5 separate regions of the Mus musculus genome follow, and regions 1, 2, 4 and 5 are each linked to region 3. The links are chromatin loops, found by intact Hi-C in ENCODE. Cell type or tissue: left cerebral cortex. All regions are shown on one strand.

Region 1 (5,000 bases), 200 kb after region 3:
TTTGCCTTAGGAAAAAAGATACCAATATAAAGATGATGTAGCTAATGTTAGCCACTTCTAACTTTAAATTTTCTTTAATTTTGAAATTTTATTTTGATCATCAAGATGTTGGTGTGTTTCACTACTTTGGAAAGTGTGTATTCTGTTTTATAAACAACTGATTAGACTCCTGTGATAGCCATGAAGCAGAGGGCCCAGACTTCCCTTTGGTTACAGTAGGCATCTCTCAGAAAGGCTGGCAGATGGAAAGATGGCCATAGAGTGCTGTGTCTTTTCAGATTTATTTCTAAAATAACTCATATGCCATTTAGTCATGTTTCCTGGTCTGTGTTCTTTCTCCTTCCCTAAATAGTGAAAAACAAACAACAAAACAGGACTTAGGAACCAAAATCCAGAAGGAGAATGACAACAGACTGTGCAGAAGGAGACGAGGTTGAGGAGTGACCCAGGGGTGCCTGGGCCAGATTTTAGTATTTGGGAAGGAGGGCTGTGCTGGGGTGTAGGTCAGTAGTAGAGCACTTGCCTGGTGTAAGACCCTGCACTCCATTCCCAGTGCTGTTAAAACAGAAAAAGTGATAGTGTGTCTTGAGAAGCATGAACTCGAGAGAACAAGGAGGTACCTAGTTTTCTAAAGTCATAATTCCACACCCTGCTGAACCTCTGTATGCTTGCTAAAACTTAGGTGTTTACTGCATTGCTTTTCACAAACTGATTTTTATTTATTTCTGGTACTTCCCTGAGTTCAGTAATCTCTAAAAGTCACAGGAAAAAGTTGAACTTTGTTTTTTGGCAGTCTAATAGTTAATGAAGTACAGACTGGTGTAATTTTCAAGTCATTTCTTTCCCCAAATCCACACAACCCAGGGAAGTTATAAGGATGGTACCCCATTGCTATGAAGGTTTATGAAAGACTTGACTGCATGTGAACAAAGGTGGGCTCTGGTGTCTAGAGGCTCAGGACTGTGTTAAGAGGGAAGTGTTTACACACACTGTTGGAGTGGACAGCGGGATGATGAGTCAGAGCAGACGTGTCTATGTGGGGGGGGGGGGTTCTTCAGCTTTTGCTCTGCAGACATTGACTGCAGTGCCTTGCACATATGAGGCAAGCATTATATGAGGCAAGCATTCTACCTCTGAAATATATCCCCACCATCTACATAGGGATTTCTGATGTTGTGGCCACAGAGGAACCTAGAAAGTACAGAGACAACTAAAGGAGACTAGCTAGCTGATCCAGTCATGCATTGGATTACTAAGACTGGAAAATGAGCTCATCGTAAAGAAGAGCTATTTTTAGTTCATTGAATTACGCTTCATTCACCGGCCAGACATACCAACTGCTCATGAGAAGCAGGGAGATGCGTGTTAGATCAGCTGCCCTGTTGCTCTGTTTCCATCTTGACTGCATTTCACAAGCAATGTGCATATAATTTCCCTCAGTTTGTGTGATGTGTTTTCAATTCCAGATCTAAAGGGGTGATTCTCAACATCTCCTCAGCCAGTGGCATGCTCCCAGTTCCATTGTTGACAATCTACTCTGCAACCAAGGTGACTAACGAACACTGCAGTAAATTATGTCAACATAAGACGGGGAGCTGATTTTCAGTCTGGGTGTTAACTTTGTTGAAATGCTATACTTGGTAGTTTGTATCCAACTGAGGGGGCAGGTAGGTGACCCACATGGGTTTCTGGAGTGTCACAGATGGAAATAGATTTACAAGTGGAGTGCCAGTGTGTCACAGCCACGGATGGTCTGATTTTTGGTCCCTGGTAGTTTATTGATTTTAACAGGGACACTAATGCTTTCCATAGAAACCTAGCCTCAGCCAGTCCACCCAGTTGGTTAGAATCTGATACTAATGAGCCTAAGGTGGGACTGTCGGTAACATAAACATGGCCTTCACATAGCCAGGAGGTACATCCTGGCAGTACCACAGCCATGCTCAGCAGACAAGAAAGAGATCTATGGAGAGTGAATGTCTGCCACCTTATCTAGAATTCCCGAACACTGTCATGTCTAGAGTGTGACAGGAATTTCCCAGAACTCTATGTCATCATACAACACCGTTACTCACATCTTCACATTACTGCTAGGATAGTAATTCAGACTGAATCTTCTCCTGTCTGTGGGCCAGTCACTCCAAGTTCAGTTACTTCACTGAGGCGTGGAAATATTTCTGAGGAATGACCATTTTAGTTATTGAAATTAAGCAAGCCTTTATGGAAAAATAAGTAAATCGTAATGCATAATAGGATCATATAGTATGTCTGAGAAGGAAAAGTGCAAAATACAACTTTTCACTGAGAAAACTCAGTACTTACTGTCTTCCAAGTCCTGCACAGCCCCACAGCCCTCTGATCTACCTGCTTTCTTAGTGGCTGAAACACACTGTCAGCATGTTTAATCAACATCTTGTGCTAGAATTCCAGTATCTGGAAATCTCCATGGCGGTCCTGCCAGTGGAGACCTTCCATTGGGGTGTCATTGAACTTGGCCTTTTAAGCCTGATACAAGGCTGCATGGTTTCCAGGCAGTTTACAGTTTCGTTATCAGATGGACTCTCACCCTCACTTCTCAGACCCAGCTCACAGGACCCAGCAGCAAAACAGAGCTGCACAGAATTCACTCTGGGTCTCTCTTGGAGTGGCAAATAGAAAGTGAAATTAAATCCTTTGTTACATAATAAAAGAATTTTTTTTTCTTTCCTTTGGAAAATAATTTGGAGGAGGCTTTTCTCATTAAGTCAAAAATTGGCAAATGTTATTTTTGGTAAGATAATGTCATTTGTAGCAGAAAAACCTCCTGAGGTTTTAAAGTGTTTTTTATCTCTTCTGCATTTGAAATGAAAGGAATGACTAGAAACAGTAGTGTTAAATGGTTAATTTATTATTTTGTTGTTTCCATGGCTACACTCTAGGCAGACTGATGTAATAGATGTATTTTCTTTCTCACCCCCACCTCCCTCCCAGGCCTTTGTAGATTTCTTCTCTCAGTGCCTCCATGAGGAGTATAAGAGCAAGGGCATCTTTGTGCAGGTAAGTGGAGTTTGTTTCAGTTAAGTATCCCTGGTTTTGTGTGGTTTCCACAGCAACAGTCGCTGTCTTGGCAACGAAAGAAAATCGCATTCCTCAGTAAGCGATTGTGACGTGAGCACTCCCTTAGAGACATGGTTTCTTTCCCCTCCTGCTCTTAGGTCTAGATTTTTAAAAATTAGCCTCTCTAATTTTTAACTAGGTTACCTGAACTAGAACTAAATGTAAACAGTTGAAGCATCATTATTGTAAATGTTCATAGTTTATTTTAAGACAGTCTGACTCTTTAAAATTGTGGTAGAAAAATACATAACAGAACTTAGATTGTCGATTATCTGCATGCAGCTCAGGGGCATGAGTGTACTCACCGTTGCACAGTCACTGCTACCATTCTTCTGGGAGTTTCCTTCACCTCCCCAAACTGAAACTGAGCACCATTAAATGCTAACTTTCCCTTCTCTTTCCCCAGCCCCTGGCAGTGACCATTCTGTTTTCTGTCTCCCCACAGTTGCCTGTTCTTAGTCCATCCTGTGAATAGAATCATTCAATGTTTGGTCTGTGATCAGATCACTTAGTATAGTATCTTAGGCTCTTTTGGCACAATGTGGGGATTAGGGTTCAGACAGTTAACCCATTTTCCCAGGCTGATCCGAGACTCAAATCTAGGTCCGTTTGCTATTAGAACACTTGCTCCTATCCCTAGGCTACTGAACTCACTGTGCTCAGGAAATAATGAAGCCAAAAGTACCAGGCTGTTCGTGACCACTCTAGTCTATACATGGAGATAATCAAGATGGGGCTAAGGGTTATCTAGCTGTATTTTCTAAGTCTTTTCATTTTTAATAGTATTGGAGCTAAGTCACTTACCACAAGGAAGGGTAAGGTAAGTGTTCCCTCATCTTTAGGGTCCACGAAAAGCCTGCTTCTTCCAAGCCCTTTCCTTTGCTTACTTCCTAGGAGTATCTACTGACCACTTACTTGAAATTGTTTAATTTTCAGCTCCCTGTATATATAGGCTACATGTGGGGAGACAGGGTTTTGTAGAATCTTGTATTTTATGCCTATGATACCAGGAATCCCCCTTAGATTGGATTTTGGTAACAAGGAAGCCAGGTAACACTGGTAGGAGGTAAGGCTCCTGTGCCACTCAGTGTTACACTGTTGTCTTTCTGGTAAATCTGTTATTATGCCCCAGTGTGGTTCAGCGGGCACTCTAAAGTCCACTGGAAGGTACCCGGGAGGCTTTGGCTGGAAACTGCCTGTGTTTCAGTGCCATGAAGTAGCTAGCGTTGCTGTGTGAACACAGACAGCAGTCCTGGTAGTATCCAAGCCTGTCCCTTCTCTCATTTGCACAGCCTGTTTTCCTCAAAGGTAGTTTTCTTGGATTCTCTGCCTGATATTAACCTGATATGACTAGAAACCACCCCAAAGCACATTAGTATTTGCCTTCTGAAATATGTTATTTTGATGAGCTTGTACCGTTTACATCAGTAAATTTTAAATTATTTAATTTCATCCATCATTGTCTTCATTACTAAGATTCACTTGAGGTCTAAACTTAGAATGAATTACTAAGAAAAGGAAAATTCATATTTATGAAGAAAAACGTGGCTGTCCCACTGTGAAAATAAATCCCCGGATACTGAGTAGAGCAGAGAGCCCATGTTAAGCTGAAACGTAGCTGCTTTTCTCTGGGTGGTGTTTCTGTCTTCTAGGTTACGGACTGGGGGATTGAGTGCCTTGCTGCACCTTCTATTCCATCCCATGTTTCTTGGGTCATCTCGTTAACACACAGATCAAGTGACCTCGTTAACACAGAGATCGGTACTGCTGGCGTCTCTCACTGGCTATACCTGAAGCTTAGTATTGAATTCAGACCCCACAAGGCATCAGTGCTCTTGCTACTTATTTATGTTGAGGCTAGAGCAAACTGTGGAATGTCCTCTGTGTTCTCTGCCCTGTGAAGT
Region 2 (5,000 bases), 190 kb after region 3:
TAGAAGCATCTCATTATGGGTCCTGAGTTCTTCCCTCCCAACCTAGTGGCTGCAGATAAAACAGAAGGATAGCTCCTTACTCAAAGCTGTTGCTTCCAGTTCTCAGTTGATATGCAGAAATTATTTTTATGCCTTTTTACCTCCTGAGTTTTGTAAACTATGATTTCAGTTCCTTGAACTAGCCACATATTATATAGAGAGGTCTCTTAAAGCATTATGAATTTGTAAAACTCTCCTGCTTTGAGTGTTCAGGTTTTGTTTCTTTGCTTGTTTGGGGGTAAATATAAAGAGTTTTAATCATCATTACAGCCTAATCTTAAGAGCTTTTACAGTACCCCAAGAAGATCACAAATGAAACATTTTAAAATAATGAAAGAATTATCCAAAAACTTATGTATGGTTAGTTAAAATGGATGACCTCAAAATTTATTGCTGTTCTTGGCTCAAAATTGTGGGACATACCCTGCTTAAGGGAAGCATTGAAGACTCGGTTGTGCTACATCCTAAAAGGATAGTGGGAACACGAGTGTCCCTTCAGAAGTCTCTGATGTCCCATGTGTGGGATGACACACACACACACACACACACACACACACACACACACACACACCTACCTACCTTCATTCCAAGTTAAGAAAGTAATAACATATAATGTAGATCTTCATTTAACATACTGACTTCAGAAAAAAAGAACCTAGCTCAGAGTCCCACTGCCATAGGAAGGCCTGAAACTAGAACTGTGGTGAGTGCGTCCCACAGTGGCCTTACATCACTGGGTATGAATTAAACAGCTGCTGTTTGCCTCTGGAAAGACAAAGCTTGGGAAATAAATTAGCAAAGTTGAAATTAGTATTAACTTGAAGAGGAGAGAGAGGTAACTGTTGGAAAGATAGACTGTGACATTACCTTTACTTTGACTTGGTTTCATCACATTGAATTTGAAGCCCAGAACTGTAAAATATTTAACCTATTGCTTGTGGAATTCTCTTTTTGGGGAGAAGAGTGAACATGGGTCAGTCTTTATCAGCATAAATGGTTAATCTTACTAGTTAGAATTTTTGGTTAAAAGGTTGGGCAGTGGCCTATACCTGCTTAATATGGGCAAAAACCCTCAAGGTTCATGCCCAACACTGCAAAACAAACAAAAAGAATATTGATTATATCCTATAACAGAGATACAATCACAAGTTAAAGTCAAAATGGGTCAGTTAGTCAGGGTGCTGAGGGGAGCAGGGCTGAGGGTACTACACAGTGACTCCTTTATCAGTAAGTATCCTCCCCTTATCCCTCCTGCCACCCTACAGTATATCACGTTCCCCTTGGGGTCAAACAAAGGCTCCTTCTCTCTACTACATTCTGCCTACAAAGAAGAGGGAAAACATAAGCTGTTTTCCTCTTCTCGAGTCCACAACCAAGACATTGTATGTCCTACTTCTTATAAACTAGATAGTTGTAGGCCATGTGCAGTTGTCAGAGAAATTGTAATACATTTTTTTTTTATGGGAGGTACCAAGAATGGGAAAAAGGTTGTGTGCTCTAGACCTTCATCTGCAAGGAAAGAGCAAATGCTGGAGGACAGCTGGCTGCCTGCTTCGTCACCCTATGAGGATGAGTTATGTAAAAATACAGATGTGTGTAAAGAGGAGGGATGCGATGCGGGAAGCTTCACCCTATGCTTGCTCTTACAGTTTCTCCTTTTTATCTGGGCCAGAAGATTTGGTCGAATCTTTACTTCTACTGAAGTACTTCCCCGAAACTCTGAGGATATTCTTTTACTTTGAAATTGGAGATGTGTCAGCCCACACTGTTTTACTGATACGGTGACAACTTACACTGACAAGTGCATGCACCACCTTGGACTCAGACATCCACATCGCACACTTTGCTGCAGAAAGTCTTCATGATCTTTTGCTTCTGAATATTTCCATCAAAAACAATCTTTTATCAAAATGCTATCATTTTAATTGGTGGTTGATAGTATTCAAAATAAAAGGCTTAGAATGTCTATACTTAGCAAGCATTTCAACTTCTTGTGTTGTTTAGAGAGCCGAAACAAGCTGAACCAAGACTTGTTTAACTGAGGTCTTCTTGACAAAGATTGCACTTCTAACTTGTCTTGAAGAATAGTATCTCCCAAGAGTTTCGTGGCCGCCTGTGTTGACATCGTGTCTTTGGCCGGTGATTATGAAGTTGCTAAATTCCACACATCACCTTTCATGGTCGGTCACTAGAGGCCACAGATGGTTTCGGTGTGTTTTGCTCATAACTGTGGACCTCAGAAGAAATGAATGCACTTGGCATTTACTCACATCTCACCTGCTGGCATCCTCTTCCCCCGAAGCCTTCAGAAAAGATGACTTGAGTCCTTAAGATGAGATCACTTACATCAGCTTGGTAGGCAGGATGCTGTTACGGGTGATAACGTTCCGACTTTTCTGGGAAGGACTGAAGAGATGCCCACTTCCCATAGAGCCCTAGTTATTTGAAGGCGCCCATGCCAGCCTTACTTTTCAGGCAAGGCTAATCTTAGCCACGTTCACTTTGCCACAGCATTCTCTTAATGAACTCCTAACACGGTATAAGATAAGCCTCTCTCTATAGAATGGTGGCTGGCTTCGTGAGTTCCTTTTCTTTGGCATGTGTGGGTGTCTTTCACTCTTTTGTGGCTTGTGTCCTCAGCCATCACTAATGTTTTGTTTTCTCTTTTGCAGGTGACACGCTTGGTGCTGCCTGGCATGGTAGAAAGGTGAGTCACACGCTCACACACAAACACCGTGCTTGCAGAGCTCATTATTATTTATAGGGAGAATCCTTTCTTTGAGAATTTCATTAAAGTGACTAATGAGCCTAACTCTCTGTCTTAGCACCAGGCGAGTCACACAGTGGAGCATGAGTCATTGGTGGCGGAGGCCTTTTCCACTAGACTTTTTTATTTCCCTCTCTAGGGTTGTGGTGGTTCCTTTAGATCAGGATTAAAAAGCCAGCCTGAGTCACCATCACTAACTCAATTGCCTGCTATTCTGAGGGGGTGGATAGAGTTCCTGGGATATTCCTAGGAATGCCTCCTTAAAGCTATAGCTACTTAGAGCCTAATTCGGTAGAATGTCCTGAAACTATATACCTTCCTCTGGTGTTCTCATTCTTGCTGGGGGAATGGATACATGAGAGGCTAATCATGATGTGAAGTGACCAACTGTCAAACTAACTCTAGGAGGAAAGGGCCAGTTGGAATTGGGTGCAGTAGAATACCCCAAATGTCTTCATTTTATTGAGAAATTTGTGGTTGCGTTTCTACATGTGAGACAGCACTGAGTGTAAAATATAACTAAACTTCTCAGTCTCCTTCTCAGAAGAATCTAGATATTGCTTAGGCCTTCAAAGAAAACCTGCCAAAGAGAGTTGGGTTTGAATGTTGGACCAATTTGTTACTTTAATTTCAAGCTCCATCAAAGCTTTGATAGAGGAGGAATCAAATATCCACTTCTGTTAACAGACCGGGAGGAATGCAGTTTATGCTACTGACTCCACCTATATGTTCTGCTTCATTCTAGCATGTGGCTGTGAGGGAATGGGGCTCAGAAGTCCATTTTTTTGATCATGTACAATAATTGGGAAACTTTTTCAGCAAAATTAGTTGTAGTTGTATTTTACATGTATTGATTTGTATATTCTAGTTGCCTTATTTTAGTAAAGTTTCCCTTTAAAGCCTTCAAGTGGAGTATTGACTGGGGCAGGGTATGCGCCGATGATAGGACATGAAATTGGCAGTGGGCAAGCCAGTGGTCATGCCAGAACTCTAGAACCAGGACAGAGTAGAGTCCAATAAGGATGATATTTGGGTCACTGTCTTAATCTGAGTTTTGACATCTGCAAATGGTGTTATAAAGAAATCTTTGGACTTGGGGTAGGTGTTCAGTATTACATCATTTGCCTAGCAAGCCATGTATTCCATCTTCACCAATTAAACAAAACAAGGCCATCAAAATTGTAAGCCATAGAAGTATTATGAAAGAATTTTTTTTTAAGTTTGTTGGTGAAAACTATGTAAAAGGAAATGATGGCGATGAACTCATTTCCAGGAGCAAAAAGTATTGGATTCATAGAATGCTTGGCCCAGTGCACTGGGTTAGTTGAAAGTAGCCCCATCCCCCCACCCCACCCCACCCCACCCCACCCCACCCCACCCCTTTAGCTTAGTGAGATGAGATGCTGTGAAGTGCATGGTGCAGAGGTAGAGCTAGAGACCTATGGCCATCGCTAGACCCAGCAGCAGCACCCGGTCAGAGCTGACACTGGGTATGAAGGAATAGTGTGAAGGGGAATTCATGCTTATCCAGCAGAACCCAGCTTGGAGAATCCACATGAGTTCAGTCCTTGTGGTTCAAGAAATTAAGTTGGGTTGAGAAATGACCTGGTAGAAAGCCATCAGAAGCTGTGGAAAGCTAGAGTCATAGAAAAATGGGGGTTGGGCGGAGGCTTACTAAGGACTAGTTAGACATGTATGTAGAGTTTATTAATCAGTACTTTGTATTAGAACGGGCATCTATGTCCAATGGAGCTTTAGGAGTTATTAGGTATATTCGTCAAGGTGTGCTAACTACACTAATAGATTAATCCCTACCTACATGGCTTATCAGGTTAAAGATTTATTTTCCCCTTTTTTCTCCACCTTGTCCTTGAGGAATCTCAGGCTCCCTCCATCTATGGGCTCTGGCATAAATCTTTAAGGTCTTATCTTAAGAAAGAGTTTTTCACCCAGCTAACAGGTAAAGGAAGAGAATCAGAATAATGTTAGGGGAGGCTTCATGGGTCAGCTCTGGAAGGAGTGTATATCACATTCTGCTGTCCAGAACTCCACCTGTAATAAGCTGCAACTTACTGCAAAGGAGAGCAGCAGTGTTAGTTGTTTGCCAGAAGGAAGGAAAAGCTCCAGGTGAACAGATGTCCAGAAGTGGTCTCCCTTACACCTGTAAGTGGCTTCACTCTAGCCACTCTCGACA
Region 3 (5,000 bases):
TCTAAACTTAAACAGAAACCTTGGAATACAGCTTACAAAGGTTCTGAGGGCCTGGGGAGGGTATAATAGCCTGAGTCTCATGACCCTTCTTTTCCAGACCATGTAGCCCAAATCCTCTTGGTGACCTCTGGATAATTGTTTATCAGCATCCAACACAAGCGCAGTAAAGGAAATCTGATAGTTAGGGTTATGAAAGGAAATGGTTCGTGCCCGAAATATCTGTGTGTAGCCTCTGACTTCCTAATTTTTCCCATTCTGAAGCAAAGATCATTCCAGAGAGATCCAGTGCTGTGTGCACCTGAGGAGGGGAATCTGTGTGTCATTTGTGCAGATCTTCCCATTTGTAAGAATTCCTTCCATCTCCATCGATCAAGAAACCCTTTGTTATGCTGAGGTGTGGCATATCTTCTGAAACCACCCCATTCAGGCACACACTCTGATACACAGATTATCATGAAACAAGGGCTATTCCGACTGGTTTGAAAATAATGCCCATCATTGAGCTCATTTTTGTGGGTCATTCTTTTAAGAAGAAAAAAAACCTGCTGGTATTTAAGAGTAAAGGTTCTGGCTTTAAATAGGCCTGATAATGTAGCTAGAGACAGCACCTGCAGCCTTTGTTGAATTTCTTCTGCCTCATATGGAGGGAAAGTTGCATATTCACCAATAGCCTGCTATTTGTAGGGGTGGATTCCCTCTTTAGAAGCAAGGAGGAAAAGTGCAAAAGCAAGCTCGGGTCCTCCCCTCTAGGCATTCCCATCACCAGCATCCCAAAGAGCTGCTGGTCATTGGTGAAAGTGTGTGCCGGTGTGTGTGTGTGTGTGTGTGTGTGTGTGTGTGTGTGTGTGTGTGTGTGTGTGTTTTGCGCACGAGAGGTCAATTTCAGGCTTATCTGTCCCTGTACTGTGTCTGCCTGACTCTCTGTAACTCAGATCCTTGCTCTCTGGGAAGCAGTAGCTAGATGATTCCGTGGGAGACCAAGCAGGATGCGTGGGCGCAGGAAAAAGAAGAGGAGAAAGAAAGGGGAGGGGGAAGGGATCTCGAGAGCTGGAGAGAGGCGGGGGAGCCGTGAATCTGTTATTTGCGTCACTCGAAGAGCCGGGGCTATCTGGCCAACAAACTGAGAATTAATCCGAGTTATAGCCGTAGCCTGCTCGGTTACTGTGGCCAGATGCGAAAGGGCGGGGAAGGCACACACTCAGGAGTCTGTGCACCGAGTTTGCAATGAGCTGTTGGGTGTTTGGGGAGGGGGTAGTCCAGATCGGCACGCCCCTCGGGGGCCCTCAGCACGGTCTGTGCCTCTTTTGCTGATGGCCAGCCCAAGCCTGGGGTGGCGCCCACCTCGGCTGCCTCGCCTGCTCAGTGGCTGCGCTGAACACAAAGCACTGTCTCTGAGCAGAAGCCTCTTCTAGATTGAACCAGACCCACCAAAGAGGAGAATCTGCACGTGACGTCAGCAGCTGATGACTGACGCAGGCAGGCAAAGGAGACTCGAGGCGGCTGCTCCGCGCTGTCTTCATGAGTCTATTTTCTCCATCCTCCTCATAGTGAAATACTAGAACGCAACACACACACACACACACACACACACACACACACACGTGCAGCTTTTAAAATTTACATTCCCAAAGGCGGTGTGTTGCAAACACCAAGAGATTTTGCAAAGCGAGTATGGAGAATGTGGGAAGGGTATGGATGAATCTCCCCCCCCCCCCATTTGGGGATGTCCATCGAGGGTAGCATTAGACTCTTGAGCTTTTCAGGGAAGCTTTTCTGGGGAAAGGGGCTAATAATCCCCACTCCGGTTTCCCCAACATGTAGGAAATCTGGTCAATGGAGACCTGCAGCTCTAAGGATACAACCACTCCAATGCCTTCAGCCTGAGAGACTGTGTGGCGCTTGCAACAGGCAGAGGCATGAGAGTTAATATGAGGGAGGGAGAACAGAAGAAATACTTGGGTATTTTTCTGTTTTGAAAAACACCTGAAGCAATGCGAGAGGGTCTAGTGATGCAGAAACAAGTGAGGAGGGGGCGCTTGGTGCACATTTAATGTTTTGGACTCAACGTTCCAGCGAAATGCCTTTTTTTGTGTGCAGGTTTTTTCAGTACTTGCTAAAAATAGCATCTGGGTTTGATCGTGTTCCAGAAATAGACCGAGGGCTGTACTGGGATAAAAAGCCAGCGAGGGTGGAAGAAAACCTGGACACCACCACATTCCTCCTCCCTACCCCCATGTCTGGAAATTAATTGTTGGATTTTTCCTTTCCTCTCTCCTTTCTTTACCCCCTCCCCCATGTTTCTTTCTCTTAAGGAGTTCCCGCTTGGGTAAGTAATATTATGTCATGTGCATGCCGCAGACTGTAAGTACAAGCCGATGCTTACTTTGTGCATGCTCAGGATGCATCCTTGGCTGCCTTTTTGCCCTTTGCTAAGTGGGAGAATGAGACTGAGGGGGGTGGGGGAGGGTGTAACTCTGTGTGTGTGTGGATGTGTGTATATAATGAATTGGGGGCTGCATGCAAAGGAACCGAGAAGGAATTCTTGCAGAGTTGGGAATCACCCTGACAAATTTGAATCAATAGCAGCTGCAACGCACTCCCTCGTTATGAGTCGGCGCTGTTGAGCTGGGTTCTCTCTACTGCCCTCTCCCCTCCGTATTTTCTCTGTCTTAAAGGGTGGCCCGACACAATTTAATGGCCCATTTCAATGCGAGATTAATGGAGACTGTGGAATGTAAACCAGAATTGCATGGGATAAAGGGAATAAAAAGAGAGGGTGTGATCATCGGCACCTAGACAGTGGTCCTGACTGATCCAGCCCTTGGTAGCTGTCCACGGATATAGGTGCTGAAAATTCCTTGGTCCGCAGCAAGTTCAGTTCTGAGCGCCAGGGGGCAGGATTGGCTCCAGCAGAAGCTAGCCCCGCCCTGGATGCAAAACAAGATCCGGAATGGAGGGGGTTAAGGATGTTCAAAGGGGATAGTCGTGACTTCGGTGAGAGCTTTGGGAAAAGGAGGGGTGAGTGGGAAGGGAAGGGAAAAAAAATTAAAGGAGAGGGAGCAAAGTGTTAGATTCAAGGATGAGCTAAGGCCGTGCGCTCCAGGAACCCAAGACCAAAGTCGGAGGCTCACCATCTTCTCCTGCAGAGGCTGGCAACTGTCTGGGTCTCCAGCCTCAGGCTCCACCACCTTCCCGCCAGTGGATTTGAAATATTTCTCCCTGATGATGATTCTCAAAATAAGAGGCTATAGGTTGCTTTATTTCGACCCTGATCCCCTCCCACTTCGTGCCCTCTCACACACCCACATTCTGCAATTCCTGGGAGGGGTTTAAGGGCATATGTTATGTCACTTACTATTCCCACGTCCTTTGCATCCTAGTTACAGAATCTCTAAATCACTTACTGGAATGGGAGTATCACAAGCCAAAGGACCGGAGTTCCTGGTGCTATCTATGCAGAGACTCCAGGCTTTCCTCTAAGGCAATGTTACAAACCACTATCAGGAGGAAATAGGGAGGATTGTTCTCAAGGTTGACAAATGTTAATGGGAAGACCACCAGCTCCCTATGGGTGAGTTGTGAATGAGATTCATTGCAATCAGCTTCAGATACTTGGGCAAAACCTTAGCCAGACAGGTGAGAAAAGAGAATGTCATGGTGCGGGGGGGGGGGGCAGGTAACACACACAGAAACATTCATACTGATTAACGCCTCGGAGCAGGGTAATAGTGCATCTTTAAACTGACCCACAAGAGTACACGATGGGGAAAACAAAGCACTCTTGCAGTCTGTAATAAGGTTACGTGCACACAGGAACATCGAGATCTTTGAGGAGGGGGGCACAGGATAGCGAGAGGAGACTAGCTAGCTCTTCTATCTACCTGGAAGCGGCCCGCCTTGAGTGAGGGACCTGCACAGGGCAACCGGATTGCAGTCCCTGGAGGGAAAAGAGGGTGGTGAGTCGAGTTAATTTTAGCTCAGAAGCGGTCCCTTCCTGGGCAGATTTCCTCGCTGAGGCTGAGGCTGAGGCTGAGACTTCAACTCCTAATAGTAACAAGGGCTGTTCCTGAGGTGCAGAATTACCAAATAACGCTGCAACCCACACTTTGTCTTGACAACCCAAGTTTAAAGCAAAGCTGCTGCTAGTAGTCTCATGTCCCACCCCTAGGCTTCCTCTTCATTCAAGGGGTAGATATGCCAGTTCCCTTTCCCAAGCCTCGCCCCTCTCAGCCCCACAAGTTGTGGTGTTTACAAATTCTGCCTCATTTGCAAAGGAAATTGCCAGGAGAGGAAGGGGGCAATAAGGCACCTGCAACACGTGGAGCCGTGGCAGTGGGGTTTCCGAGAGTCATAAAGTGGGGGGGGGGGCACTCCGTGTCCTTATGTCCCTCCAGCCCTCTGCCCTTGCGGTTTTCACTGCCTGGCACAATGCACAAGTTTACCCCCCCCCCCCCAACTGGATCCTATTAAATAATTCAATGGTAGCGGTGCAATTTTGGTTGGAACCAGCACGGATTCCCAAGTCGTGACTGCAAAAAGTGAGTAATGCGCGCTGGCTGCGTCATGGCTCTAGTCACACTTCATTCCGAACTGAGAAGGAATCGTGACTTCGCCTGGAGACGTCCCCTACATGGAGTTGGGGGGGTGCAAACCAGGGGTGAACGGGGGTGGGGGGAAGACCTATCCAATGAAAACCTCTGCCAGGGGGTGTTGCATTTGAACTCCACTGCGCGCAGTGCTGCTGTCCCCTCTCTGCCCGTTGCACACCCGCCCCTCTCCGGGCCAGCGCTCTCTGCCGCGCTGGCTTGCCTCTCCGGCTCCCCAACGAGTCCTCAACAAGTTGGAGGGAGGCAGGAGCGCACGGGTTAAACTCGGGAAGCTGCAATTATCAAGATCGTGACCCTCCCACACAGTACAGTAACTTATATACTTACCTGGAAGAGCCCGCTTTGCCGCTGGGCAAACACCCATGGGGGTTGGGGAGGGGCAGGAGGGGAGCG
Region 4 (5,000 bases), 67 kb after region 3:
CATAAACAATTGGTTTAATCTGCCGAAAACCTCCACTTCGTGTGTGTGGCCCCTTTTCAGGTTTGGGCGATTGTGTTTGTTACAACAGTGATGTGGGTAAGGATAGATAGATTCATTCTTGAGCAGATTGTAATATCAGCAACACATTCTACTTCTATGAATACTTTTATTAGCATGGTTTATATGCACGATGATATAACTTACATGCACTGAAAGCAGATGTTTAAAAGCAAGTAGCATAAAAAATGCAGTTTCAACATCTAAACAGATAGTTTAAAATTCTGTTACCTATTATTTGGAATTAGAACAAGGACATGGCCACAGAAATTACACATAGAATCTTCTTTAACTATGCAGGGATGCATATCTTAGGCAAATACCCAGCTCCACATTTGAGAAAAGAAATGTTTCTTTGTTTCTCTACAATTGGTAGCTATGAATAGATATCTGGTAATTTCAAATATATTAATAGTGCTAGATGTAAATACTTTGAAAATAATTTAGTAAAGAGCTTAAGTTAAAAAAAACACACTTTAAAATTCATGTAGTAAATTAGAATTTAAAAACATGGGTAGAAAATAGTAACTTTCTTGACATGAAGTTAAATAATTCATTTCCACAAAAAATTATTCTCTTCCTATAAAGATATTTTTATTAACACCAAATATATAGTTTAAGGCTTACTTTAATTACTTAGACAAGATATGTTGGGCTAAATTAATTTTCAAAAAATGTTAAATGGGAAAAAATTAGAAAGTTTTTTCTATTGTAATTCTTATATAAATTTCTTTTCTATACTAACATTAATTTTTTATTGTAACAGTTAAAATAAAAGAAAATATGACTGACTTAATAGAAACAATGTTTTCATAACTCTGATAGGAAAGTTAGAAGCTTGGAGATATATATACATATATATATGATCAGTTTCATTTCTTCATTGTTCCTGAGCCCTTCTTATAAATCAAATATTTAACAGCAAGAGGATAATATATAAAATATGCATCAATTGTTTATGTTTGATAGTTATTTAAAATAGGGAGAAAATGAAACTTTGTCTGGTTAAATGCTAACTAAAGTGCCAAATGAAAATTAGAAAGATCTAACACAATATAACAACCTAAAAATTTAAAGACACACATGTTTATAATTTTTGTATCTTAGTATGTAGTGTAGCACTTGTTATTTATGAAAGTACAAATTGAAGTAAGTAAAAAGTAAAAGATAGTTAAGGATTTCTCTCATTGTACCTTCCTAGATGTGAAACATAGTAATAAACTAACTGGAACATTAGGTAAGGAATTATTTAAAATAGAATTTGGAGAATTGTACTGTATAATATATAGAAGTATCTATATAGGAAGGCTTTGGTGTGGGTGTATGTGTGTATTAGGATTTCTGAGTTTTGTGATCTAAAATGAATGAAATCTTTTGAATATCCTTTCAAATTGCAAAAGTCTTCTGTGGAAAAAGTGGACATTGTGTACATTTGACTTTATATTAGGGACTAGGAAAAACAGCAAGTATTTTAGAAGAATACTAGTTGTTATTTTAGTGCACGCATCAAACTCCAAACAACTGTTTTGCCCCTTAGTCAGTTACCTGTCTGAGCATGTCAGTTTGTATATGTATATCACGGACTTTTTAAGCCATATTGATGATACAATCATCTCTAAAAATGAATTGTTAATCTTTACTGAAATTATGGCCAAAATATTTGAAGGAAATGCATTTAAAACTCTTATTTTTAATTAAATTGAAACAGACTTTGAAAGAGTTCATTCATGAGTAAAGTATGCAATTATGCAGTTTCCTGAAAGAATAAATTCTCAGCATAGTTTGTAAAATATTATAAGAATGTTTATTTGTTGTTTGTTGACATTCTTAAGTCAGGAAAAAATTGGCATTATATGCTGTTGTTATTGATAGTCTTTCTGTTTAAAAAGGGAAGTGTTTGTTAGCACATGAGGTTTTTTTTCTTCCTAAAATTTTAGCTTGAAATTGAAAATGTATATTGTTCACAATTAATTTTTCTTACTAAGGCTCACTTGAAGTTACATGAAGTTTTTAAGTCAATGTATTTGAAAATTTTTGTTTTATTAAATGGAGAGACGTAGAACATTGTAACAGTTACAGGATGGTCTTTCTCTTGATTCCCAGAAAAAATTTAAATGTATTTTAAATTAATAGTGTTGAGTACAAATTTCTCTGAACTATGATAACTTAGAAAAATGAGAGAAAATTGTAAAAATTAAAGGGAAAATTAATTGAACCTAAATGTATCCTTGCAATGGTGTATATTTGACTGTGTGACATCTCTGGAGATTAACAAAAAGTACTCTGCCAGGGATAATGTTCTGTGAAGCTAAGCTGATTTATATGATAAGGGAAAGAGTCCAGATAGCGTAACTGTAGTTGTTTGTTAAAAATTCCGAAGTTAGTTTCTGATTGTGATGGTTGAAAGTAGGTGCAACAGTTTGGTTTCAGGGCGAGAAAGGGTACAGGGCTTGTCAGCCCTATAGCCATAACAGGGTTAACAGCGGGGCCGCCCGCTGCACTCTGGGAGTTGTAGTCCGCGTGCATTGTGGGAGTTGTCGTAAAAAATCCGCTCTTTTTTTGCTGTCATGGCCGCCTCCGAAAGGGCGATAAGAAGTTTTCTGCTTTCTGAGGGTCTTGGGGGACTGTCTGATCTGTTAGAAGGCTACCAGCAGACCCTTGGGGTGGCAGAGACCCTGGCATTCTTGTCCCGGGCGTGGACAAGAGGCCTGAGAGGGTCCATGCTGGACTTGCAGTGTTTCCATGAGCCAGGAGGCCTGTGACTGCTTGTGGGGTCGCAGGCGGCCACATCCTGGTGGTCTGCCCTTCTGCCTTTGACCTGTCTGTCAGTATGGCCTGTGCCTGGGTGTCTGGAGTGTGCTCTCTGCTCTTATGGTTTGTGTTCTGCTCCGTCCTCTTGTCTTACACACTCTGGAATCGTGGTTGCGCAGGACCCGAGTGTTGCTGGGCCTTTTATTCTGGGGGTAGTGGGGCTTAGGAGAGAGCCAAAATTTTAGCAAGCGTGTTTATGTGGGTGTTGCCTGTCTGCTTTGGGGTGTAAGAACTTGCATGAGTTCTCGGCATGGGTGCGGACACGTATTTGATTGTCTTTTGCTTGTACTGAACTTTGACCTTGTTTGCAAATTTTGTTTGTCCAGCTTGTGGCTGTCTCCTGTTAGCGTGGTTTGTTCTTAAACCTGTACAAGTGTCTCCGGGAGTGGGTTTTGAGTTGTTTGTGGGTAGGTATATGGACAAAGCTGAAGTGAAAGCTGGTGGCAGGATCACAAGTACCTTTATCTTTAGGGAGCAAAGCTCTTTGACTTTCCTGGTGCTGAGAAGTTATTTAGATTCTTTTGGGGGAACCCAGGTTTGTTGTTACCCATGTTACATTTGGCTCACAGTGTTCCTCTGCAAGTTAAGGATCTTTGATACTGGCTCTTGGGAACACCTGAGGCAGAATGGATTACTGTGAATCTCAGGGTATTAAGATAATATAGTTGCTGAGCATGTCAGCACCTGTCTTACCTGTCCATACAGAATTAGGTCTCTGTGTTACTGCCAGTGTGTACTCTTAGGTACATTCTGTCTATTTCCATAATCTGGAGTTATCCACCCTGAGGTATGATTGCTTTTGCAATAAGGTTTTGGGACCCCAATACCAATTTTTAGTTTTAAAGGGAATCATGTGACAAGACTTACAGGGAAAGGGTTAAAAGGTTGCATTGTGATTGGTATTTTCTTACATGTAAAACTGTTGCTTTGTTTTTGTATATTGTTTAAGAATGCTTTGATGTGTGTGGTGAGGAGGGTTTCTCTAATTTTTTCATCTTTACAGTTGCTTTCCTCCTGACCGCTTAAATGTAATAGAAAGATCCGGCTAGAATTGTATGTGCAATTCTGTTTCAAGTGACTTCAGTCTCCTATCCATAGACTCAGTGCTTGTTGGATTGCTAGTCAGCTTCCTCCCCTTTGTCCTCCTCTGTTACTTAACTCACTTGCCCGTCGAGTGAAGATTGAGAAATGTCATTTTAAAATAATCAATACTGCCTGAATGCACTAATGCTGGCAAACTGATGTCGTATCTGGGAAGGCAGAATGTCAAGAGTAGCTGGGTTTGCCGGGGCATTCCAAACTATCACAAGCACAGTGTTAATTTGCTTTGAAAGAAGTTGCAGTTACCTGCAGCTTGCTAAAGAATGCATTAGGAAGCCTTCCGAAGGTGCTTTGGGAAGGGCAAGGTCCTGACTTCAGTAAAGCTGGGGATGAATTTAATCTTTGTGTCTGGATACTTACGTAAGTAGATAACATTTCCCTGTGAAGCAGTGAGGTTTTTATACCCCAGAATCCTGGCATTTCGTCCCCAGGGCCTCTGTTAGGTACTTTCCACGGTGTGCATTCCAGTTTTGGAACTGCTGGGAAATGTTTTCTGTGTTATTCACTAGTAGCAGGATTAATGGCTTCAGAAAAGAAAATATTGTAAGACCTACTTATATTTTCTGTTTAAAGTTCTTAAGGCTGTACACACTTGCTTGGAATTAAAAGTTTCACATGGCTTCACCAAAATTTCTTTTAGTGTGAAATAACACCAAAGATTAATATATTTAGTTACGTTTTTACCTGTGTGTGGAGGTGAGGTGGGGGTGGGTGTTCGTTTAGAGCAGAGTTAGGACGACCTGTGGATGTTAGTTCTCTCCTTCCATCATATGGGTCCCAGGGTTCAAACTCAGGTTATCAGAATTGGTAGCAAACATCTTCACCCAATGAACTATCAGCGCCCTCAAAGGGTAATTTTCCTAACCAATATCTTATAAATATAAGCTTTAGAAAAGTCTACTGTTTTTTCAAAAAAGAAATCCAGGATCTGAAGAAATAGCTTAGCAGCTAGGAACACTGGCTGCTCTCCCAGAAAACACGAGTACTTGAGTTTGGTTCTGAGCATGACCAGTGGACAGCTTGTAACTCCA
Region 5 (5,000 bases), 210 kb after region 3:
GTTCTTCCATGGCTTATGCGTCAGTTCCTGACTTCAGGCTCCTGCACTGTTGGGCTTCTTATCCTGACTTCCCCAGATAATGAACCGACTATAACTGTAAGCTGAAATAAACCCTTTACTCCCCAAGTTACTTATGGCCATGGTGTTTAACACAGCAATAGATTCACTAACTAGAACACCCCACTACTGCTATCTTTGCTGATAAGATAGTGTCTGTTCACCGTAGCCAGAGTTGGTAAAGCAAACTCCAGTCATTTCACTTCCCTGCTTAAAATTCCACCAAAGCTTCTCATGTCTTCAGAGTAAAACTCTTGAGTTGTATGACCCATGGTGCTTTGATTTCCACACTCAGCTGTTCCTCAGTTTACAAGGGTCTGCAATCAGATATCTCTGGGCTAGCTTCCATCCCTTGTGTGAGAGCATTGCTTATATATGACCTTATCTAAGCCTAATTGCAGAAATAGTCTATCATCAATACTCTGCCCACATCCCTCTGTAAAATCAGGGTCTGTTTTTTACATGGTTGTATCACAGGTACCTAAACATCTTCTAGGATACATTCAGATAAATTACTAGATTGGGGGGGGGGGTCAGTTCCCCCCCCCGTAAATATTAACATACACATTTCATATGTTAAAGGCAAGTTCTTTGTAGGATTAGTAGTCACTCAAAGAATTCTTGTAACCCCTGAGTTAATCAGGAGGCTTTTATGGAAAGACTGATAGTCTGCAAGTAGAGAACGGCAAGCAGCCAAGCTATACTGTACGTGTTTAGTTAGCCATGTGCTTGGGAGGACTTCAGATCCTAAATGAAGATAAATGAAGACACAGACTTAAGTGAAGTTTCCCAAAACTCATAGAGCCACAGCCTTTGCCTTAAGAATGTGTCCAGGCTGGAGAGAGAGCCCAGTCAGTGTGAAGAGAAGCTGTGCATTATGCCTCCAACTCCAGCTCTGGAGAAGGAGGGAAAACCAAGCAGGTTCCCGAAGCCTGTTGGCCAGCTTCAGGCTCAACAAGTCCCAAAAATAGAAAAAAAGTTTAATGTCCTAAAATAATAAAGGTGGAGAGTAATCAAAGAAAGACTCCTGAAAACAGAGCCATCTAACTAGTACATGCATAACACACACACACACACACACACACACACACACACACACACCCCTTGGAAAAGAAAGAAGACAAAGCAAACAGCTGTGTGCTGACTATTGTCAGCCTAATGCTGAAACTGCCCTGGAGTTGGCTTTCCCTTGCTCTTTACTTGGCTGGACCAGAAGGAAGATGGGGAAGCGGGGAGGGACCAAGTGAATCTAGAGAAGGGCACATTAACAAGATTAGGTGCCACAGGTAGAACCTTGCTCAAAATGGAAAGGTCTGATCGTTTTTAGGTTTGAGAAGGATATTTAGTTCCTAGCTGGCTCTGCCATGCGAAGTTTTGAGACTCGGTGTTTGGTTCTTTCGTGTCTGCCATGTGTCTTGTCTTCCAGCATCCAGTTGTCCAGTTGTAGTGCCTTGTCTTGCCTTGTCTTGCCTTTCCCCTTTCCCCTTTCCCCTTTCCCTTTTCCCCTTTCCCCTTTCCCCTTTCCCCTTTCCCCTTTTCTTCCCTTTCCTTTCCTGAATCGGGACTCCCTCCGCAGCACATGCTCTATGAAGACCATAGTCTAAGTAGTCTATTCTAGTGGATACGAGGATAACAACATACCAACTGTGATCTGTTTTATTTAATAAGTTGAGCACACACATAGCATCATCACCTTTTGCCCTATGGCCTAACTAATTATTTCCAGTTGAAGATTCTAAATTTGGAAATCAAGATACTTGCCCACAGCTGTGGCTGTCAGGGTCAGGTTGTTTCTGAGGGGGCAAAACTTATAATGGTGACTTGTTGGGTGTAAGTGGCCTTTAAGTTTTATTGCTTTGAAAACTTTCTGTAAAAGTATAGATGTATTTCTGATTTGTTTCTCATAATCCTTTCCTGCAAAGGCGGAAGATGGATTAATTATTGTTTCTTGGGCATTTATTTACTTTGATGGCTTTTGACATAAAAGATTAACTTACATTTCACATATTCCTTTTAATACCCTTCACAGCTAGATCAGTAGATTTGCTTTCTTGAGGCAGATGATCTTCCTTAAGCTTCAGAATGTTTAGATTGCTGGCTCAGTGGGAAGGTCCTTAGTGCTGCTTGGTGCTCTGCATCTGAATTGCCAGGCCACACTGCCTTCAGTCCACACTGCCTTCACTCCCCTGCCTCAGTCCACACTGCCTTCACTCCCCTGCCTCAGTCCACACTGCCTTCACTCCCCTGCCTCAGTCCACACTGCCTTCACTCCCCTGCCTCAGTCCACACTGCCTTCACTCCCCTACTACCTCAGTCCACACTGCCTTCACTCCCCTGCCTCAGTCCACACTGCCTTCACTCCCCTACTACCTCAGTCCACACTGCCTTCACTCCCCTACTACCTCAGTCCACACTGCCTTCACTCCCCTGCCTCAGTCCACACTGCCTTCACTCCCCTACCTCAGTCCACACTGCCTTCACTCCCCTGCGTACCTCGTGCTATTCTCAGCACTGAGAATGGAGGTGACATGACTGTCTTCTTGAGCTTGTGTTCAAGAACATGCCTAGTGCTTGAACTAACTTTCTTTTGGACTATACCAAATTCCTTGCAGTCCCTGAAAATGCCTTGCTCCTCACAGCTCCTCTCTACCCGTGTTGTTCCTTTACGTTGTTGTACCTAGCTGACTCCTCAACTGTCTTTAGGACTTACCCACAAAGCCCTGCCTCACTCGCCTCTGAAGCCATCGTACTTCAAATAGGCCACTGTTGGACACCTTGATTTTATATCCAGGGTACAGGTACATAGCCTTCCAGCTTAGAATTTCCATGTTTTAGTTGGGAAAATATAACTTGACTAGGAACTCCCAAGGACGCATGTCTTTCTCCACCCCCAGTAGCTGGAGGCTCCTTCAGAACCCCACCACAAGCCAGCTGAACCCTAAAGCCATGAGTTATCTTGTGGTGCCACCATGTGGTTCAGTCAGGCAGTGCAACTGAATGCTGCAGTATCAAAATAGTCCCTTGTATGCTGCTTATGCTTTCTGAACGAGCAGAACAATGGATGAAAGAACAGTGCAATGCATTCTTCACAAGTGAAAGGCATAGTTACAGACTGGCTCCATCTCGGGAGCTCAGGGCTTCCCAGAACTCCTTGTAGACTGTGTCCTCTGGAAAGGCCTTCTTGGGCTTCCATATAACCAGGAAGCATACAGCAAAAAAGATGAGGAAAGCTGTGCACGTGCATGGTGTTACCTGATGTCAGAGTTTACACAGGTCTGTCCTGCCCTGCTCTTTAGGTAGTGAACAAACAACGTAACAATTGGACCCCACAGTTCAGTTTGTCAACCTGAGACTTCCCCAGTCTGCCTAAATACTGATGAGACAAAGTGGACTAAAGACTTGACAAGACATCTTTCTCATTAAAGAGTGATGTATACTAATAGTTCTAATAAATAAATCCTCAGAAGTCAGAAGTCAGAGTCACTCCAACTGCTGGTGTGCTCTAGTGACTGCTGACTCAGTGGACTTGCCTCCTATAGGTGGGGAAGGTGGAGGACGGCCCCAGGTAGACTGAATAGATGGGTTGCAGGCTCAGCTCCCACAGTAAGGGTGGTAAGCTGTATTCTTTGACTTACACTTGGTAGTGAGAAGAATACAAAATTATGTGTGAAAAAATACACGTGTAAACAAATCCCCAAAGAGATGTGGGGCTGTTCCTTCCAGTCTTTGCAGTAAAGAAATCCAAAGTGTGGAGAGACCTCAGCATTATTTGTAGTGTGAGTTTTTGGTGGTGTTTGTTTGTTTGTTTGTTTGTTTGTTTGTTTGTTTGTTTCATTTTAGCCACATATTGAACTGTTACTTTTTCTTAAATAGCAATGCCAGCGGACTTCACCCCTTCTTTTCACCCTTGTGAGAGGAACAACGGTTTGGTGGGCTACTGTACACCTGGATCTTTTGTTTCACAGGAGGACCTCTCTCATCATGACTCCCAGAACTTATTATAACGAGGGTTCTTTGTGTTCCATGTTGTGTCATGGCCAAAATACAGGGGGCATATGCAGTAGAGAACATCACATTTGTGAAATGCCTGGAAAAGCTCATGTTTCGATTCACCACCACATCTGTCCTGTCAGGTGACTTCTCGTCACCCAGGCTGTTGTCTTATTTTCTTTTCATCTCTTCCCCAAACAGAAGAGGGCAAAAAAGATATGGTCCCATCTTAACATTAGCAGTTTATAAAACTTCAGGAGCAGGACGTTAAAACACCGGGGAAGAGAAGTGGTGACCAAAGGCCAGGAAAGTGGATTTTCATCTGTGAAGGACTAAAGCTCATAGAACAAGTGTAATTCCTCAGGCGTGGTGGCGCAGAGTTGTCCCAGTGAGACATTAGAAACCTCACGCTGCTTGACTGCACAGCAGAGTCCCTCTTGACCTGGATAGGAAGGACATCCTGAGCCTCAGCCCCTCAGGTTTCTGCCATTCCTTTCCTTTTAAAGATTCAGAAATGCTGGCTTGTGTTTTGTTTCATTTTATCCCGGCCTCCAATTCTATTTTACCCATAGGTCATCACTGTATTGCAGTTCATGTTTTTGGTATTATATGTTCTGTGAAGTTGGCTTTAGATAGCATGTCTCTCCCACTGCTCTAAAGATGTGAACTCCAGATATCATGAGGATGCTTCTGCTATCATCAGCAGTCAGGCAGGTATCACACTCAGTTTTGTAGCCTTCCTAATCAATGGCATGTGTTGTCTTTTCTCTTTTTGTATGTGGTGGATTCTAGAGTGTCATGCCATACCTTGTAGCTACAAAACTGGCAAAAATACAGAAGCCGACTTTGGATAAGCCCTCTGCAGAGACATTTGTGAAGTCTGCAATTAAAACAGTAGGTTTGCAGACCCGAACCACTGGATATGTGATCCACTCTCTCATGGTATGTACATT

The links. Peaks named below come from ENCODE experiments on the same cell type or tissue, not always from the same donor. Only the 100,000 strongest peaks of a DNase experiment are listed, where the experiment ranks them.
Region 1: a loop joins it to region 3, with 3 times the contacts of the local background. A loop is called at or near these places in 24 of 42 quality-filtered maps.
Region 2: a loop joins it to region 3, with 6 times the contacts of the local background. A loop is called at or near these places in 21 of 42 quality-filtered maps.
Region 4: a loop joins it to region 3, with 3 times the contacts of the local background. A loop is called at or near these places in 6 of 42 quality-filtered maps.
Region 5: it touches region 3 in a loop (3-fold over the local background); 21 of 42 quality-filtered maps call a loop at or near these places.

The regions. Positions count from the first base shown.
Region 1 is chr2:94,041,909-94,046,908 of GRCm38, reverse strand. Hsd17b12 (hydroxysteroid (17-beta) dehydrogenase 12) reads left to right here. Exons shown (of 11, transcript NM_019657.4): 8 at 1,467-1,548; 9 at 2,971-3,036. Among named protein-coding and RNA genes, the nearest start is that of Alkbh3, 34 kb to the right of the region's middle. In left cerebral cortex, no CTCF peak of the experiment used is centred here; DNase peaks (open chromatin) are centred at 1,377, 2,554 and 3,079.
Region 2 is chr2:94,050,000-94,054,999 of GRCm38, reverse strand. Hsd17b12 (hydroxysteroid (17-beta) dehydrogenase 12) reads left to right here. Exons shown (of 11, transcript NM_019657.4): 7 at 2,712-2,746. Among named protein-coding and RNA genes, the nearest start is that of Alkbh3, 42 kb to the right of the region's middle. In left cerebral cortex, no CTCF peak of the experiment used is centred here; a DNase peak (open chromatin) is centred at 2,919.
Region 3 is chr2:94,243,390-94,248,389 of GRCm38, reverse strand. It overlaps Mir670hg (a long non-coding RNA gene), which reads left to right. Exons shown (of 8, transcript XR_003953878.1): 2 at 1-1,689; 3 at 2,313-5,000. Among named protein-coding and RNA genes, the nearest start is that of Mir129-2, 4.4 kb to the right of the region's middle. In left cerebral cortex, CTCF peaks have their summits at 2,656 and 2,858 (motif pointing right); DNase peaks (open chromatin) are centred at 2,133, 2,909, 4,059, 4,565 and 2 more places; H3K4me3 peaks cover 3,932 bases; H3K27ac peaks cover 3,701 bases.
Region 4 is chr2:94,176,534-94,181,533 of GRCm38, reverse strand. All of the region lies in intron 6 of Mir670hg (a long non-coding RNA gene), which reads left to right. Among named protein-coding and RNA genes, the nearest start is that of Gm39885, 21 kb to the right of the region's middle. In left cerebral cortex, no CTCF peak of the experiment used is centred here; a DNase peak (open chromatin) is centred at 2,569; H3K4me3 peaks cover 1,455 bases; H3K27ac peaks cover 517 bases.
Region 5 is chr2:94,033,916-94,038,915 of GRCm38, reverse strand. Hsd17b12 (hydroxysteroid (17-beta) dehydrogenase 12) reads left to right here. Exons shown (of 11, transcript NM_019657.4): 10 at 4,840-4,989. Among named protein-coding and RNA genes, the nearest start is that of Alkbh3, 26 kb to the right of the region's middle. In left cerebral cortex, a CTCF peak has its summit at 3,037 (motif pointing left); a DNase peak (open chromatin) is centred at 3,029.